Linked DNA regions of Homo sapiens: region 1 is linked to region 2. A link is a loop called in an ENCODE intact Hi-C map of the cell type or tissue named here. Cell type or tissue: endothelial cell of umbilical vein. All regions are shown on one strand. Links, peaks and the distances in the headings refer to the core of each region. The heading gives the core; the rest is flanking DNA.

Region 1 (6,241 bases), core at 1,053-5,052, 74 kb before region 2:
CAGTATTTGTTATGCAGAATCACTGCAACAATAGCCAGCTGATCCAGCAATAGTTCTCACAAAATCATTCTTCTCCTGAAATTTCTACAAATTTTGTAATTTTACACATAGTATATTCCTGTAATATTTCTGTAGATTTTGTGTGTGTGTGTGCATGTGTGAAGGATTTTATTTTTGTATAAATTTAAGGGATACAAGTGCATTTTCTTACATAAATATATTGTGCAGTAATAAGGTCTCGACTTTTAGGGTAACGATTACCCAAATAATGTACATTGTTTCCATCAGGTAATTTCTCATCCCTCACTCCCTTCCCACACTTCCGAGTCTCCAATATCTATTATTCCACGCTCTATGTTATTAGCTCCCACTTATAAGTGAAAACATGTGGTATTTGACTTTCTGTTCCTGAGTTGTTTCACTTAAGATAATGACCTCCAGTTCTTTCCACGTTGCTACATAAGACATTATTTCATTTTTTGTGTGTCTGAACAAACACACACACACACACACACACACACACACAAAAGCACGCACTTAATGGAATACTATAAAACTATATACATAGATATATAGTACATATAGTATGGATATATATGTATAATTTGATAAAGGTGTAGATACAGATACAGATATCACATTTTCTTTATCCAATCTTCTGCTAGTGGACACTTAGGTTGATTCCATGACTTTACATGAAAACCACTGTGGAAAACAGTATGGAGATGTTTCAAAGAACTAAAAATAAAACTACTTTCTTTTAATTTTGCATAATATAATCCCCCTAATGGATGACAGGCATGAAGAAAGAAAAATAAATAAATCATTGATAATCTAGGGTGACCAATCATCCTGATTTGTTCAGTAGTATCCCAGTTCTATCACTGAAAGTTTCACTGGGACAGTTGGTCACCCTAAAAACAGTTAAAAGACAAGTGTAAAGCAACTTTTTTTCCTTTTTTCTGAGTCACAGGGAAAAATCTCATTTATTTTATTACCCATTTGTTACCCTGTATATCAAATAAGCTTGTCTTTCAGCGTATCCTAGGACATATTTGTAGAACTACAAATATTCTTTAGATTCTGTGGCCTAATGTGAATTAACTTTTTTAAAAAAAATCAAGCAGTTTTTGTAGTTGTGTTTATTTGTGACATACCTCCATACTGTTTTCCATATTGGCTATACTACTTTGCATTCCCACCAACAGTGTGCAAGGATTCCCTTTTCTCCACATTCTCTCCCACACTTACCTTTTTGATCACAGCCATTCTAACAAGTGTGAGATTATATTGCATGGTTTTAATTTGCATTTTTCTGATGACTAGGGATATTGAGCATTTTTTCATTTACTTGTTGCCCATTTGTATGTCTGTTTGTGAGAACTGTCTCTTCAGATCCTTTAGTTGTTCTTTAATTGGGTCATTTGTTTTCTTACCATTGAGTTGTTTGTGTTCCTTATATATTGTGGATATTAACCCCTTATCAGATGTGTGGCTTACAAATATTTTCTCCCATTTTGTAAATTGTCTCTGCAGTCTGTTGATTGTATCTTTGGCTGTGCAGAAGCTTCTTATTTTGATGTAATCCCATTTGTCTGTTTTTGCTTTTGTTGCCTGTGTTTTGTAATTAATTGAAAGCATTCTTTGTAAATTGAAGAACTGGATAAGTCAGAAATGTAATAGCATTACCTCATACGCTATATCATTGGTGAAAACAAAGAAATCATTAATCTCATTTTTATTTTTCTCCACACAAAATCATGAGCCAGTATTGCCTAAGATAGAGAATGCATTTATATTTCCAGGACAAATAATACTCTTCTTTAGATGAGCTTATCATAGAAAATATTTTCTTTGATTTTCTTCCTAATATTTGAAGTTGTATAAATGCTATAAAATTACCCAGGAACCATTATACATAGAGATGCATATTTGCTAGGAAATCAAATAATTTAAAAGCTACATTTATTCAGGCATTCTACAGAGCTCTGAGTAAGGAGCAACATATTAGGTACTGTGTCAAGTTACCTAAGATGTAGAAATCATCTCCCCACAAATGCAAAGATGACAAATTAAAGCCAGAGAACTCCTGCTTTTTAAACACCTTATGGTGAGGAGTAATAAAAGGATTTTTTCTTCCATCTATATATTGAGTAAATCGTTTCATATTGATTGTTTTGTGATATGAAAGACAGCTTCACAAAGTTAGTGGAAAAATAGAATTATAAGATGAAAATTTAAAAAAACAAAAAACTTTATTTCTCAGCATAAGCTCCATCAATTTCAAGATACCCTTGTAAGCAATACCAGCCATTAAGTTCATCCCTAAAGAACTAAGAGTCCTGGGAATTTAACCATTTCAATGCTGTCTCTCTCTCTTTCTCTCTCTCTCTATTTTTATTTTTTGCATTATTAACTGAAAGAAAATAAGCACACTTTACAGATTTTTTTTAAATTAGGAAACAAAAAGAAGTTAGAAGGAACCACCAAGTTAGGACTAAAAGGTGGATGCCTAATAACTTCCCATTAAAACTCACAAAGTTGCTCTTATTTGATGAGAGGAATGAGCAGAAGTACTGTCACAGCAGAGAATGACTCTCTGGTAAAGCTTTCCTGAGTGATTTTCTGCTAAAGCTGTGGATAACTTGCTCAAAACAGTCTCATAATAAGCAGATGTTACTATTCTTTGGCCCTCCAGAAAGTCAGCAAGCAAAATGCCTTGAGCAATTCATAAGAAATGTTGTCATGCCCTTTGCTCTTGACTGGCCTGCATTTGTTTAGACTGAATCACTTCCACCTCTTGATAACCATTGTTTTGATTGTGCTTTGTCTTCAAGATCCTACTGGTAAAGCTGTGTTTCATCTTCTGTTACAACTCTTTGAAGAAATGTTTCAAACATCTTGATCCCACTTGTTTAAAATTTCCGTTGAAAGTGCCGCTCTTGTCTGCAGTTGATCTGGGCATAAAGGTTTTGGTACCCATGGAGAGGAGAGTTTGCTCAACTTTAATTTTTCATTCAGAATTCTGTAAGCTGAACCAATTGAGATGTCCATGGTGTTGCGTATTGTTTTTGCTATTGTCAGTCTTCTTCAATTAGGACACGAAAAAGATTAATCTTTCTTTGCAAATCGAAGTGGTTGGTTTGCTGCTGCAGGCTTCATTTTCAACATTGTCTCATTCCTTCTTAAAACAAGTTATCCATTTGTAAAGTGTTGATTTGGATGGGGGCATTGTCCCATAAACCTTTCATAAAGGATTAATGATTTTGCCATTCTTCCACACACATTTTTCCATAAATGTGAAGCTTGTTCATGTTTTAATTTTAGCGGAATTTATGTTGCTCTAGTAGAAGATCTTTTCGATAGATGCTATATTCTTAGTGCCTCAGATTAGATCCTGTTCAGACATGTTATAACTTAGAATGAGTTTATTTTGGTGCAAAAAAAAAAAAAAAAAAGAGGCCCATGCATAGTTTTTTTCATGAACTTTTTAAAGACCCCTCACAGAACACTTGGCTCACCACAGGGGTTTCTACTAATAACCAGAAAACACAAGCAAAAAGTATTGCTGTACAACATATATACTTATTAATGTTTTATTATGTATTGATTGTTAGTCTGCAAAGAGTAGAGACCAAGTTATTTCATCTCTGCATCCTTCAGTACCAAGTATATAGCAAAGTTGACAGAAGTTGCTGGGTGAGCATATGTGAGGTGAATACTCTAACAATTTCCTGGGACCAATCCTGAAATGAAAGTATGGGTATTTAAGATGCTTTAGTGACACATTCCAAGAATTAATGTCAAATGTTAACCTAATTCCAAACGTGAATTCAAATCTCAATAATTTGCTATTTTTGGCTCACTTTAGTAACTTTTTTTCTGGTGTTTTAAGACATCTACTACTTTCAGCATTTACCATAGCACGTAGTTCAATTCTGCTAGTAGTTCCTTTTACTATGGTTCAGATTTTATACCTGGACTCCAGTTCCGGAGATCCAAATGTTGAAAACAGAAGCCCCTGAGATTTTCTTGCCTGTTTCTTGGTAAGGAATGGGGATCCTGTCTCTGAAACTTGATCTGTTATTTGCAGCCCCAGTATCTATAGCCAGCTCCTTGATGAGGAGAGCCTATTTAGCCTAATTTTTAATTTAGGTGATCCATATAATAATTGTTCCATTCTTGTCTCCTATTGAGATCTCCCACAGTCTCATTATGCACTTATATTATTAAATACATGGCTGACTGATCCTGCTGCTGCCATTTCAATTTGGATAACAAACTGCCTGTCACAGAAAATCTTTTTGCAACTCCTAAATATGGTGATTTCCACATTCGAACCCCTTGCAGTTTTCCTACCCAACTTAAATTACTTTTCCTTCTCAGTTTTTACTAACATGTTCACATTTAAGAAATTTAAACTAATTCATTGGCCAGCCTACTGAGAAGTATTTATAAGAAGATATTTATGGAAACTTTATTATAATAGGTTTATTATATGTAAGCTAATTTATGTTAATGTTATCTCAATTTTCATATAAGGTGTTATAGACATTGAATTCTTCAAATATTTATATCTGTTATTTGAAGGAGTACTCTTTGAGAAAGAGAATCACAAATAGAATTACCCATCCAGTCATTTCTGAAACAGAAAGAAAAATTGGGTTTTTGTATTACTGAAAGAAGATTGTAGACTGATAATGGATATCTTTATATTCCCCACCATTTTTGTGATTTGCTAGTACTTCAATCACGATTGTAATTTATTTTTCTCTAACTATTGAAACAAATCAATATTCTCTCTGAAAACAATTTTCAAACTCCCTATTTAGTCTTACCTGACTCTATCAAATTACTTTTCCCTCTATCTACTTTATTTCCAAATCATTACATCGAGCATTTGAGTCAAAATATATCTTCCTATTTAGGTATTCTAATTAAATTAAAACTGCCTTTATTTCATTTTCTAAGAGCAAGCAACCTTTTCAAACTTCTTATAGATAGTTGCACGTAGACATTATTAACATATATGTCATCCATCTTACCAAATTTCCTGAGAACCCTTTCATGACCATCAAGACATCTAAAGGAACTCCTACCTCATTATTTCCCAGCTTAAGGCTTTGTTTGTTTACAGTCAATACCAGTCTTATCTACAATAAGTTTTAGAAGAGCAAATAACTTTGCCTGTTTTGCTCTCATTTTATTCTTGGCATCTGGTTAATTTACTGGTATATAGTACGTGATTAGTAAATATCTATTGTACAGATCAGTGAGTGTGAGCAGTAGTGAACTAACACTATGCTTTGTAATTCATCATATCCTGAGGGTGCACCATAGATTTCACATGATAAATTTTTAAAGAACAAATTATAAGTAATTTATTTGTGTGTGAAATTCGTGAAGGAGTAGAATTTGATCACATAATTTTTATTACAGGATACATTCTTCTGAAAGCAGTAATCCAGTCTTTGACCTTCTGTTACTAAAACACAAGTGCTTTTCACATAGTAGGCACTTAAAAAACGTATTTTCATGATGGATGATAAGTAAATATGACAATACAAGTAATATATTATTTATGAAATATTATGTAAGAGTCAAGAACTCTTACATTTGACACAAATCATGTATGAAGGAAACTAGAGTAGTCTGATATAAATTCAATTCAACCTTGACTAAAAAAAAGTCAAAAAACTTTCTCTTTTACCTTAATAATAAGCATAGCACAATAATTTGGAACAAAAAATAAACACTAATATGCAGAAAATTTTCAACTTTTTATTTATATGAGAGTAAAAATCTATAAAGGCCTAACATTTAAGCAAATGGACCCAGTTCAAACAGCTCATGGAAAGAATATTACAGGTCACGATAGGCAGTGGAGCAATTGATTTTTCCAGAAAAAGAATGCATGCATACATATTACTTGTGCATGTTTGATAGAATATTTTCACAGTTCATGTATAATCGCAGCAATAGACAAGTGGTTGGAGGTTTCCCAGACGCTGGTACAATTTTATTTAAAAAGTATGATTGAATTATTATTTTTGGACTTAACTGAGATGCTTTACTATAACAGTGACAATTTACACATTGTTTGTGCCTTCAACAAACCGTTAGATGTAAATGATTTCCCATACTATAATTTTTAATGCAGAAAGATTTATCATCTGATTGCATGAGATTGGCAACTTATCAGCAAATAAAACATAAAAAGCTTAAATTCAGTTATTTTATG
Region 2 (6,241 bases), core at 1,058-5,057:
CGGCACACCTAGAAAGAAAACAAAAAAGCAAAACAGAAAAAAGAAAACTACTGAAAAAAAATGTTAAAAAGGAATTTCTCGGTAATATACTACCTCTTCAGTGAGCTTTCGTGGTTTTTGTCTTTCAAGGAATTTGTCCATTTTAATTAAATTGTCAAATCTGTAGGCAAAATGAAAAGAAAGAAAACGTGGTACAGGTAGATAAATGGATGATAGATAGATAATAGAGATAGATGATAGACAGATAGATAGATAGATAGATAGATAGATAGATAGATAGAGTATATATATAATGGACTATATAATATGTGACATAGCATATATAATGGAATATTATTCATCCATAAAAAGAAGGAGATCCTCTTGTATGCTACAGCATGGATAAACCTTTAGGACATCATGTTAAGTGAAATAAGTCATTCACTGAAGGACAAATACTACATGATTCCACTTATACTAGATATCTAAAGAAAGTAGTCAAACTCATAAAGAGAGAAAATAGAATCATTGTTGCCAGGCCTGGGTCGGGGAGAAAGGGAAGTTACTATTCAATGAGTACAGAGTTTCAGTCATGCAAGATAGAAAAAAAGTTCTAGACATCTGCTTCATAAAATTTTTCTTATAGTTACCAATACTGTACTGCACTAAAAGATTTCTTAAGTGGCGAGATCTCATGATATATGTTTTTTACCAAGATTAAAACAAAAAGAGCCAAGCAAAATAATTTGGGTTATACATTATTTTTTAGTTTTGTTTTATTCACTTGCAGTCAAGCGCTACAGAGCTATTCCCTTTGTTACTTTTTAATTTGCTAAATTATTCAGATGTGGAGATGGTGGTGCAAAAACAAGCTAGTTTCCAAGAAATAATAAAGAGTAGATCTACATTCTTACATTTTAAGAATTTGGGGTCCTTCATCTGCTCCCATGCAAATACTGAAAATCTCATTTATTTTATCAGATAATAAAAGGCCTCCCAAAAAACAGAGTGTACTTTTCCCCTAATGCTTTGACAAAATATCAAGGAAAGTAAAATAAAAGATGAAATGAATGAAAATACATTAAAACTTGTGTATATTTGTGGCACTAGATTTTAATTGTTCTTTGCATAATACTTTAAAATTCCTAAATACTTTATTCACTTGAATATTTATCATTGAAAACATGAACGGAGATTTGAACTCTTCTGTAGGTTTTATATAGGATTTAAGTAAAGGACTATTGAGAATGCCTTCCCATCTTCTACATGTTACTTTTACTGAAAATTAGCATCTTCCTTATGAAGTTCCCCCAGGTGAGGGAAATGCTATGATTTCCACATTGTTTTTCAGCATTTAGAACTGTGCCTGCTAATGAATAGGCATTCGATATATGCTTTAAAATAAAATATTAAATGTTGAACAAACGAGAGAATCTAAAAACAGCAGTAAACATAAAGACACACTCAGTAAATTCTGATCAACATTTTAATCCCGTGTTTCCTCTGACATATGAAGAATCTCTTTATTTACTATGGCTTGTTTAGAATTCACTGGAGTATCTGAAAGCAAGCATTAACTTTTTAAGAATTCTTAAGTAGAGACATTTTTGCTTTAGTGAGTGGGCCCTGAACAGAACAATTCCAGAATAACTATTAGACCCAAGCATATGCTGTGATAATCTCTGTTATTAACCTTGTATGATTAATGGAATCAAAATTTAAACATTTTATAGATCGTTTCAAAATGTCTGAAAACTTAAATAAAAGTTTCAATATAAATGCCAAGCATTTTTAATGACTCATACTCAAGTCAATGATGATGAAATGACAAATACATGTATGTGTGCTTACACACACACACACACACACACACACGAAGAAAAACATAATTTTGAGAACATAGTGGCAATAATGCAGTTTCAGAGATAATAGATAATATGTAGTGATTCAACTTCCAAGTAATGTATTTCTATCTTCATTTTCCATTTATTTTTCCCAAATTCATGATCCAATGTACAATATTAGTTCATAGTGAAAATACATAATAATACATCTTGCTAATAATATAGTAGTAATATTATCGAGATGGAATATAATCTTAATTTATCATTATTATAGACCAATTAAGATAATTATATGACTTTTTCTGGCATCTGCCTGTAAGAATTGAAGCTAGAATCAGAAATGACCTGCTGCAACATATATATGCTATATAAATATGCAAACCAAATTATATGTTGTAGCTGTGCTTTAGAAATCTCTTGAAACTCTATTCACTTCCTGTAATAGCTAGATAAAATTGTGTAGGTTTTCATCATTCATTGTTGATGTCTTTCCATGAAAATGTCAACAGTGTGCCCCCCACCCCAGCCAATAAGTTGCATTTATCAAGAGATCAGTTAAACTGTTTCTTCAAGTAAGAGGATAGCAGTAGTGTCAAATACTTTCTGCTACTAAGAAGATAGTATTTTTTGCTATTTAAAAAAACCCATAGCCTTCATTTATCTTTTAATGTTAATCAAAATCTTTACAATAGTCATGAAAGCTAGGAAATAGTTAATACATAAATCACTCCTTTCCCAGCCCTGCAAGATTTTTATTTCTCTTACAACACTTCAATCATATCAGTGTGTCATCGTCAACCACTAGAAGTTCATGAAAATGCAAAGGCTTAAATCATTTGGTTCTAAATCATAATGTGATATGACCTTGTCAATCTTTTCAAAGAAATTTATATTCTTCAAGAATTTTCAGCAGATTTTTTTACAGTTTCGGAAAGAATTAATGGTGACTGGCACTGAAATAGCTTTGCAAGAAGGCAACAAATAAAGAACTTGGCTCATAATTGAGATTAATATCACAGTGTTCTACTCTAGGTATTCGACATCTAGCCTCAGCCTTTGAGAGTTTGTCCAATATTTGATTGAGCCACAGGGAACAGCATATCACGTACTCTTTGCTGAACTGCTGTTCTCAATGACTCACTTTCAAATACCTTTGAAGTTCTATAGCACTCAATGTTTTGCAAATGAGTCATACATTATAAGTTTCGAAAGTGATTTGGTGGGAATTAAGCATAAATATTTTGTGCCACTCAAGCCGATTTCCTTCATGATAACCCATTTCCTTTACGACAACTAAGCCAGTCATAAAGATTTCAGAATACATAAACCCAATGTACACTATGGTTCAATAGCTGCTGATTTTATTATTGCATTCTTTATGCTGTGAATGTGGAGTTTTGAGAAATTTTTAAAAGTATAATATATTTATAATGTGGAATTCAAGACTGTGCTTGACCTAAATTAATACATTTATATTAAATTATTGAGGCTAAGTATGCAATACTAATATCTTTTGTTTTCTATTACATTTGGAAAGCTTATATTTACATGGTAGAAACATTAGCACAACTCTTCAATCTGAGAATAGAAAATTTATTCTATAAACAGAATTTTAATTAATTTGTAGTTCTTCTTATTTTTCAAAATATATCTCACCTCAATGCTTCAAATTTTCTTATATTTCTTATATACCCAAGAATCTTTTGTACACATTACATGCTGAATAAATGTTTGCTATATTAGCCCATAAAAAATCATTCATGGACAAAAAAAGCATTTCAAATGCAGATTATGTGCAATACTGTTAAGGAAACATTATTAATATGTTATGAAATAAATCAATGCTAATCTTTATAACTAAAAATATAGATTTTATAAATTAATATAATACATAATTAATATGATATAAATACTTTCTGAGAAGTATTTCTCAGAAAGATCCATGAATGATTATTCTTTTATAAGTGGTATGTAGCTGTTGAATAAATTCCTGCATAATTTTGGATTTATAAAGTTATAAGTATAAAGATATTCACTTTTATTTTAAAACTGAATACACTTATTAATCCTTTTGAAATTATAATGTATCACTTAATCTGTTGGGTATGTTGAACCTTGGGCTTGTGTGTGTGTGTGTAGTGTGTTTTGTGTTTATACTCTATATGTAAATGTATATATATGAAGTTCGTATTTTAAATTTGCATTTATATTCCTTTTTATGTGCCAAGATTATTTATTAAATCATCTTTCAATTCAATCACCAATAGTTCAACAGGCTCACAAACTTTTAATGTTAAAAGTTGACAGGTTCGTTAGTCATGTTGCTGGGATAATACAAGCTACAATCTGAAACCTGTCATAATAATCATACATTGTGGACATTTGTTGTATAGTAATAAAAGAATCAAGCTGAGATATATTGTCATACCTTACAATAAAACAGAAGAAAATAAATAAAATAATTTTTTATAATTGTGCTTTTTCTTGGAATATAAAAATCTAGATTGCCATTAATATCAAAGAAAGTATATCTTGACATGGAAATATTAATTAATATATAATTAATAAATACTGATATTATAAACTGCTCTGGATGAGTCATCAACTCTTTAATATAAAGTTATCACAGGATTATGTACAGTTAGACTGTAATTTTCACTGTAAAATAGGAATTCAAAATAAATATAAGCATTATGAGCTTGAATTTTCAAGAAGTATTTATGAACCATTCTCCTAACCCTGTAGATTAAAATCTGTGCTCCTAAACCTGTAGATTAGAAGATCTCTGGATCCAATGAAAAGCTATTAAGGTGTGAGGGACAGCCTAAACAAAAATTTAAAAATTAGGCAATATGATATATGTAATAATAAGATGATTGATTAATAGAAAAATATAAATGTTGAGTATTGGTCCTTGGACTCAATAAGGTTCTAAGACAATACAAGATGATATTTGAAAATATCTCAAATATAACAATTAATATAGAAAATATTTTCCATTATATTATCACTCAGACATGGGAAAAATTAATGTTTCCTAGTAACAAAAACAATTTAAAATACTACAAATATGAATGAAAGTCTACAAACACCTTTCAGTTTATAATTCAGTTGTACACAAATGAACAGCATAACATAAAGCAAAAGTAAAATAACAGACATTATTTGTAATGATTAGTTCAAGAACCACTGAAAATCTGATTTATCTTTTAATTTAACTCCTCAGCATAATAGTTGTACTCTGAGTACTATATATTTATCATTTTTATCTAAGTGAATGATTACATTTATTTATGGCACATAGTAGCTTCCCAGTAAATATCTGTTGAAGAGATAAATGAATTGGATGCTGTTTTCCAAATGACAACATGCTCAAACATGTTGACAATCTTCAGGCTTTTTAGAGCATATTTTATAAAGGACTAAGAATCATGGGATCCACATATATTTGGTAAAGGAAAATCTTTGTTTTCATATTTCTGAACCTGTTTCCAATTTTTCCAAAAACATTGCCTAACCTGATATTAGACAGGTTAGGCAATTCTTTTTGATAGTTAATTTCTAGAATAATAGATAACTAAATGTAAATAATTGTTTATATAATACATACATCAAAATATACAATTATTTGTTTATTAATGTATTTTCCACACTGGAGTATGAGATCCTTGAGGAGAAAATTAACATCACTTGCTGTTTGTCATTTTTGTTTCTTATTATTTAGTTTTTTATTTTTACATATTCAAAGTATACATGTGCAGGTTTGTTACACGGATATACTGCATAGTGGTGAGGTCTCGGCTCTTAGTGTAACCATTACCTGAATAGTAAACATTGTACCCAAAGGGTAATTTTTCAACCCTCAGCCCCTCCCAGCATCCCCTCTTTTGGCATCCCCAGTGTCTATTACTCAACTTTATATTTCCATGTGTACACATTGTTTAGCTCCCACTTACGAGTGAGAAGAAGTAGCATTTTATTTTCTGTTTTTCAGTTATTTCACTCAGGATAGTGGCTTCCAGCTCCATACATGTTGATGCAAAAGACATGTTTTCATTCTTTTTACACATGTGTAGTATTCCATGACATATATATACCACATTTTCTTTATCCAATCATCTATTGATGGATACTACAGTTGTTTCCATGACTTTGCTATTGTGGATAGTGTTGTGATAATGATATGAGTTCAGGCATCTTTTGGACATAACAATTGCTTTTTTATTAGGTAGATACCCAGTAGCAGGAGTCCTGGGGTAGTTCCATTTTTAGATCTTTCAGAAATCTTCATACTGTATTCCATAAAGGTTGTAGTAATTTACAACCCCATCAAAAGTATATAAGCATTCCCTTTTTTCTGCATCCTTGCCAGTATCTGCAGTTTTTGAATTTTTGATAATAGCCATTCTGACTGGTGT

Evidence for each region. A loop is a pair of places that touch in the nucleus more often than their neighbours do. Peaks named below come from ENCODE experiments on the same cell type or tissue, not always from the same donor. Only the 100,000 strongest peaks of a DNase experiment are listed, where the experiment ranks them.
Region 1: a loop joins it to region 2, with 6 times the contacts of the local background. A loop is called at or near these places in 3 of 110 quality-filtered maps.

Annotation. Positions count from the first base shown.
Region 1 is chr14:28,306,193-28,312,433 of GRCh38, forward strand. No RefSeq gene overlaps it. Among named protein-coding and RNA genes, the nearest start is that of LINC02300, 300 kb to the right of the region's middle. In endothelial cell of umbilical vein, for the core only: no CTCF peak of the experiment used is centred there; a DNase peak (open chromatin) is centred at 2,769; H3K27ac peaks cover 2,078 bases.
Region 2 is chr14:28,380,052-28,386,292 of GRCh38, forward strand. No RefSeq gene overlaps it. Among named protein-coding and RNA genes, the nearest start is that of LINC02300, 230 kb to the right of the region's middle. In endothelial cell of umbilical vein, for the core only: no CTCF peak of the experiment used is centred there; a DNase peak (open chromatin) is centred at 3,060; H3K27ac peaks cover 1,842 bases.